2 separate regions of the Homo sapiens genome follow, and region 2 is linked to region 1. A link is an interaction called in ENCODE POLR2A ChIA-PET data of the cell type or tissue named here. Cell type or tissue: OCI-LY7. All regions are shown on one strand. Links, peaks and the distances in the headings refer to the core of each region. The heading gives the core; the rest is flanking DNA.

Region 1 (2,920 bases), core at 316-2,815:
TATCAGATGGAGAGATATTATTATTCTCATTTTACAGAAGAGGAAACAGAGGCAACAAGGTTCATTACTTCATTATCTTTTCCATGGTTTTGTAGCTAGAAGGAGATGGAGCTGGCATTCAAGCCCAGGGCTGTGTGATTTCTGTCCCTCCTCCTGGCCAAAGCTAACAATCCCAGCAGTGCTCACAATTTTGTCCCCACGTAGCTGATGGAGAAGCTCGCTCCATTCATTATCCAGTGTCCCACCCCACCCCCACCCCCATTGTCTCTTCTACTTTCCCTCTCCACTTGCTCCTTTCTTTTTTCTTTTTAAAAGATTTTAGAATTATTTATTTATTTTGAGACAGGGACTTGCTCTGTTGCCCAGGCTTACTAAATTTATCTGGGTCCTTTGTAATTTCTGCATTCATCCTAATTTTTTGGAAGAAAAGTTCAAAGTAGCAGAATGTAGTGGCACAATCATAGCTACTGCAGCCTCAAACTCCTGGGCTCAGACAATCCTCCTGCCTCATCCTCCCAAAGCTCTGAGATTACAGGCATGAGTCACTGCACCTGGCCCTTGCTCCTTTTCATCATGGTGCTCACAACAAAATAAGTATTTTCAACTTGGGCTAAGAAGTTAAAGATATCCAACCCTTTTCTGCAGCCAGGCTTGGGTTCTGCAGCTTCATATGTTAAGTTGTGTATTTGATAGCTTCACCAGAATACGTCGGGGGCACCTCAAACATCAAAACAAAACCTACCATCTTCTCTCCAAACCCGCTCTTCTTTCTGAATTCTCTGTCTCAGCAGATGGCTCTTCCAACCATGCAGTAGTCCAAGCCCAAAACCGGCAATGGAAAAACCCAGATTTTGGTTTCAAAACCCTGCTCTGCCACTTACCAGATAGGAGACTATTGGCCCTCAGTTTCCCAATCTGAAAAGTAGGAATAATAGTCCTACCTCACATGGTTGCTTTTAAGGCTAAGTGATCATGTTAGTTGCTCAAAAATAAGAAATTATCATCATTATCATCATTGTCATTATCATTATTATTGTCATTGTCACCTCGTGATGCTTCCTTGCCTAAGTTCTACAAAAATATCCTGCACCCTCCTTTTAATTCCTTTGATTCTGCTGTTACTTTTGCCAAAAGGTTATCCTGACATTCTAGAGCAGTGATTGCTAAAGTGCCAAATCAATCCTTAGAGATTCAGGAAGAAAGTATTAGAACGTTAATTTATATTCATTTAAAAAAATCTCATCTTTTAGGTTTCTATTTATAATTTTTAAATGTTTAATAGAGTATATATAAAATTTAGAAATAAATATAACTATTGAGGGTGCATGTTCAAAATTGTTGCGAAGGCTAGATTATAAAAATAGTTGGGAGGTCACCATTCTTGGCTGGGTAAGGTGACCCTGTTCTTTTCTTCCCCCAGAATGACATGCTGCTTTGTCATTATTTATTGTCTTCCTTATGGACAACATGAGGACAGCGACTGTGATTCAGTCAGGATGAATCTGCAGACAGCAGGATCCACTCTAGTTATAGTAGAAATGGATTTATTAGAGGTGGATGACTTTCAGCAGAGGTCCCTAAACTTAAGGGCATAGCAGAATCACCTAGAAGGCTTGCTAAAGTCAAGCCTACCAGGTCCCGCCCCCAGAGTTTCTGATTCAGCAGGTCTGGGGTGGGGCCCAAGAATTTGCATTTCTAACAAGTTCCCAGGTGCTGCTGGTCCAGAGCCCACCCTTGGAGAACCACTGGGCTATAGAATGATGTCAAGGGCTGGAGAGGGAGGCTACAGAGTGGGTCTAGGTCCAGGTACAGTCTCAGAACCACACTGCAAAACTGGCTTAGTCAGGTAGCTGCTGTATCTGCTGCTTCCACTGTGAACTCAAAAACCACATTGCCTGTGCTGCAGGCCGGAAAGCTGCTGAACCAGGAAGCTGTGCTGATGCTGCTGACTGCCCCTGAGGTTAGAGATTGACTAGACATAGTGCCACTGTCATCCCTGCTGGAGAAGGTCCGAAGCACCTCCACCTCTGTGCTTCCAGAGGGGCACTGTGGTGGCCACTTAAAATGCTCAGGCTATACCATGCACTAGAGCATCTACCTGGGTAAGCTGCTATTATTATTATAATCGACCTGGAAGATTACTCTGGGGAAACCCTAGTGCAAGGGACTTTGGAGGAAGAGGTCTTTGGTGTTTCAGGCTTTGGTGCACAGGAAATCTTGCTAGGAGGTTGGAGTGGTTTTGTGTGAGGTGAGAGCAATGTCTGCTGCAGACTATTTTTCATGTTGGCTCCTGGTATGGTGCCTGAGCTCTAGGACTTGGCACATAGAAGGCCCTCTTCCTTTTCCTTCCTCAACCTGCTAGTCTCAGCCACTCCCCTGAGCACATACAGTATGCTGAAGTGTTTCAGTGTTTCAAGTGGGCTCTTGAGCATGCTAGGTATCCAGGGAGACCAGAATTCTTGCAGTGACAAGTCCGCTGGGGCTATTTCCATCTAGGAGTCAGTCTCACTTAGCTCACTGGGGATCTAGGTTACATGTGTTTTCCCAGAGTGACCTCCCCCTAACCCCCTTCCCTCCACATCCTTGTCTCCAGAGCCTGGAACCCTGGGATGCCACCTTGGTCTTGAGAATCTCAGGCTGAATCCATTTCTAGGAGGGAGACATGAGATTCTTCCACAAATGAGGTGGGGAGGGGTTGGAGGAAACTATTATTTCTAATACACCCTTCAGGCAACAGGTGCAAGCATAGAGAGTTCCAGCTTAAACTTTAGGATGGTATGACAGTGACAGGCATTTAGCAGAAAGTGCACTTCAGGGCTGGGCGCGGTGGCTCACGCCTGCAATCCCAGCACTTTGGGAGGCCGAGAAGGGTGGATCATGAGGTCAGGAGATTGAGACCATCCTGGCTAACACAGTGAAA
Region 2 (2,920 bases), core at 139-2,638, 77 kb before region 1:
CAGCCTCAGGTGCCACTGTAATCCCTGGAAGAGATGAAGAGTAAGAACTTGGAGGCTACTCAAAGCAAAGATATTGCAGCTCCCCCACCCCTACACCCCAAGCCCCATTTCCCCAGGCCTTGCTCTGCCACCTGGAATCAGCCTGGCTGGGGCTTGGGCACAGGGAATGGGGCTAGGCACACTTAGGCTCAGAAGCAGAGAGGCTGACCAGAGAGCCTGTTTTCAGGGAGGGACAGAATAAGGCATAGCACTAGTGTAAGGTCCTAGCACATTACAGGCGAAGGGGGTCTAAGGGCTACCGTAGTCTAATCTGTGCATTTTTACAGAGTAGTGGACAGAGGCCCATAGGGATTCAGAGGCTTGCTCAAGGACAAATGGCAGTATCAAAACACTCTAGCAGCACCAGGCTCACAGTAGGTGCAAAAAAGATGTGAGCTCTTTCCCCTTCCCTTAAGGACAGCAACAAAAAGGCTGGAAAACTTCCTCATTGCCCCTCACTTCCAGGCCTGGGTTCTTCTGCTTTGGCTACAATTTTTGCTATGCTAGGATAGCCAGTACATTCTGCCATCACTGAGGTTCTTCTCTGGCTTTCTCCTTTGATTTACTTGGACAGAACATTTCTGAACTGAACCAAACCAAACCAAACAAAAATACTCCCAGTCATGTAGAAAGTTATAGGCTATCTGATTCTAAAGGGCTGGTAATCACTAATATAATAGATGCTGCTTAGGACTGTAGCCTGATCTTCTGGAAGTAGAAGCAAGATGCAATATGCTACACACGACAATAACTTTTGAAAAATCGGTTGCCCTTATTATGAATGAAACTTACATTATTGAAACAAAATAAATAAGAAAACAAAAACCTGTAATTCTACCAGTCAGCAAGACTATTACCATATTATGTGCCCTTCCAGTTTCTATATATAACATGTAATATATATAGATATATAGATATAGATAGATTTTAAAAATTGAGGTGAGACTCATATAACATAAAATTAACCTTTTTTTTTTTTTTTTTTTTGAGACGGAGTCTCGCTCTGTCACCCAGGCTGGAGTGCAGTGGCGCGATCTCGGCTCACTGCAAGTTCCGCCATCCGGGTTCACGCCATTCTCCTGCCTCAGTCTCCCGAGTAGCTGGGACTACAGGTGCCCGCCACTGCGCCCAGCTAATTTCTTGTATTTTTAGTAGAGACGGGGTTTCACTGTGGTCTCGATCTCCTGACCTCGTGATCCGCCTGCCTCGGCCTTCCAAAGTGCTGGGATTACAAGCCTGAGCCATCGCTCCCAGCCCATTCATTCGTTTTTAAGGCTGAATAATATTCTATTGTGTGTATATACCATAATTCCTTATTCATTCATCCAGTGATAAGGTCTTAGGCTGTTTCCACCTTGTGGCTATTGTGAATAATGCTGCTATGAATGTGCGTGTACATGTATTTGTTTGAGTTCTTGTTTTCAATACTTTGGGTATATATCTAGGAGTGGAATTGTCGGGTCATATGGTAATTTTATGACTAGCTTTTTAAGGAACTGCCAAACTGTTCTCCACAGCAGCTGCACCACTTCACATTCCCACCAATGATGTATGAGGGTTTCAATTTCTCTACAACCTTGCCAGCACTTCCTATTTTCTATTTTTTAAAATTATAGCCATCCTAGTAGGTGTGAAGTGGAATCGCATTGTGATTTGATTTGTGTCTCCCTAATGACTGATGATACTGAGTGTCTTTTCATGTGTTTATTGGCCATTTGTATGCTTTGGAGAACTAATTCAAGTTCTTCACCCATATTTAAATTGAGTTGTCTTTTTGTAGTGTTGTGTGCATATAGATATACATACATATATATGTTTTAAAAAATGTTAATAATTTAAAAATACTGCATTTGTAAGCTGCTTTTTCTACTTCACAGTCTATCTTGAACAAAAGTCTATGTCAGCTGGGCACAGTGGCACACACCTATAATCCCAGTACTTTGGGAGGCCAAGGCAGGCGCATCACTTCAGGCCAGGAGTTTGAGACCAGCCTGGCCAACATGGTGAAAGCTTGTCTTTACTATAAATACAAAAATTAGCCAGGTATGGTGGCATGCGCCTATAGTGCCAGCTACTCAGGTGACTGAAGCACAAGAATCGCTTGAACCTGGGAGGCGGAGGTTGCAGTGAACTGAGATGGTGCCACTACACTTCAGCGTGGGCAACAGAGTGAGATCCTGTCTTTAAAAAAATTTAAAAAGTCGGCCGGATGCGGTGGCTCACACCTGTAATCCCAGCACTTTGGGAGGCTGAAGCGGGTGGATCACCTGAGGTCAGGAGTTCGAGACCAGCCTGGCCAACATGGTGAAACCCCGTCTCTACTAAAATACAAAAATAAACTGGGCATGGTGGTGGGTGCTTGTAATCCCAGCTACTTGGGAGCCTGAGGCAGGAGAATTGCTTGAACCCAGGAGTCGGAGGTTGCTGTGAGCCGAGGTCGCACCATTGCACTCTAGTCTGGGCAACAAGAGTAAAACTCCATCTCAAAATAAATAAATAAATAAATATAAATATTAAAAAAGTCTATGTCATCATATATTCTTATTCTGCTGGGCATTATTTTAAGTGCCTGAATGTAAAATACCATAAATTATTCAATCAATTCCATATTATTAGACATTTAGTTTATGATTTTTTACTGTTACATATAAGGTTAACATGACTATCCTTTCTTTATGCTCACACCTTTGCCCATAATTATTTTCTTAGGATATAAATATATTCCTCAAAGGGAAATCACTGAATCAAAAGATGAGCCAAATTTGGTGAATTTTACCAAGCTACCTTTGGAAAGTTTTCACCCAAATGTAACAACTTTTTAAAAGGCTATTCAGACAATTTTACATAGAAGGGATACAAAATAGGGTCATGGTTTCTAAGA

Evidence for each region. Peaks named below come from ENCODE experiments on the same cell type or tissue, not always from the same donor. Only the 100,000 strongest peaks of a DNase experiment are listed, where the experiment ranks them.
Region 2: POLR2A ChIA-PET joins it to region 1 with 7 read pairs; 15 of 35 experiments call an interaction of 5 or more read pairs at or near these places.

The regions. Positions count from the first base shown.
Region 1 is chr13:30,376,009-30,378,928 of GRCh38, reverse strand. No RefSeq gene overlaps it. Among named protein-coding and RNA genes, the nearest start is that of LINC00426, 3.6 kb to the right of the region's middle. RefSeq lists enhancers at 1,717-1,776, 1,907-2,026. In OCI-LY7, for the core only: no CTCF peak of the experiment used is centred there; DNase peaks (open chromatin) are centred at 1,668, 1,918, 2,328 and 2,728; H3K4me3 peaks cover 1,464 bases; H3K27ac peaks cover 2,451 bases.
Region 2 is chr13:30,452,507-30,455,426 of GRCh38, reverse strand. No RefSeq gene overlaps it. Among named protein-coding and RNA genes, the nearest start is that of HMGB1, 12 kb to the left of the region's middle. In OCI-LY7, for the core only: a CTCF peak has its summit at 1,413 (motif pointing left); a DNase peak (open chromatin) is centred at 1,416; H3K27ac peaks cover 1,335 bases.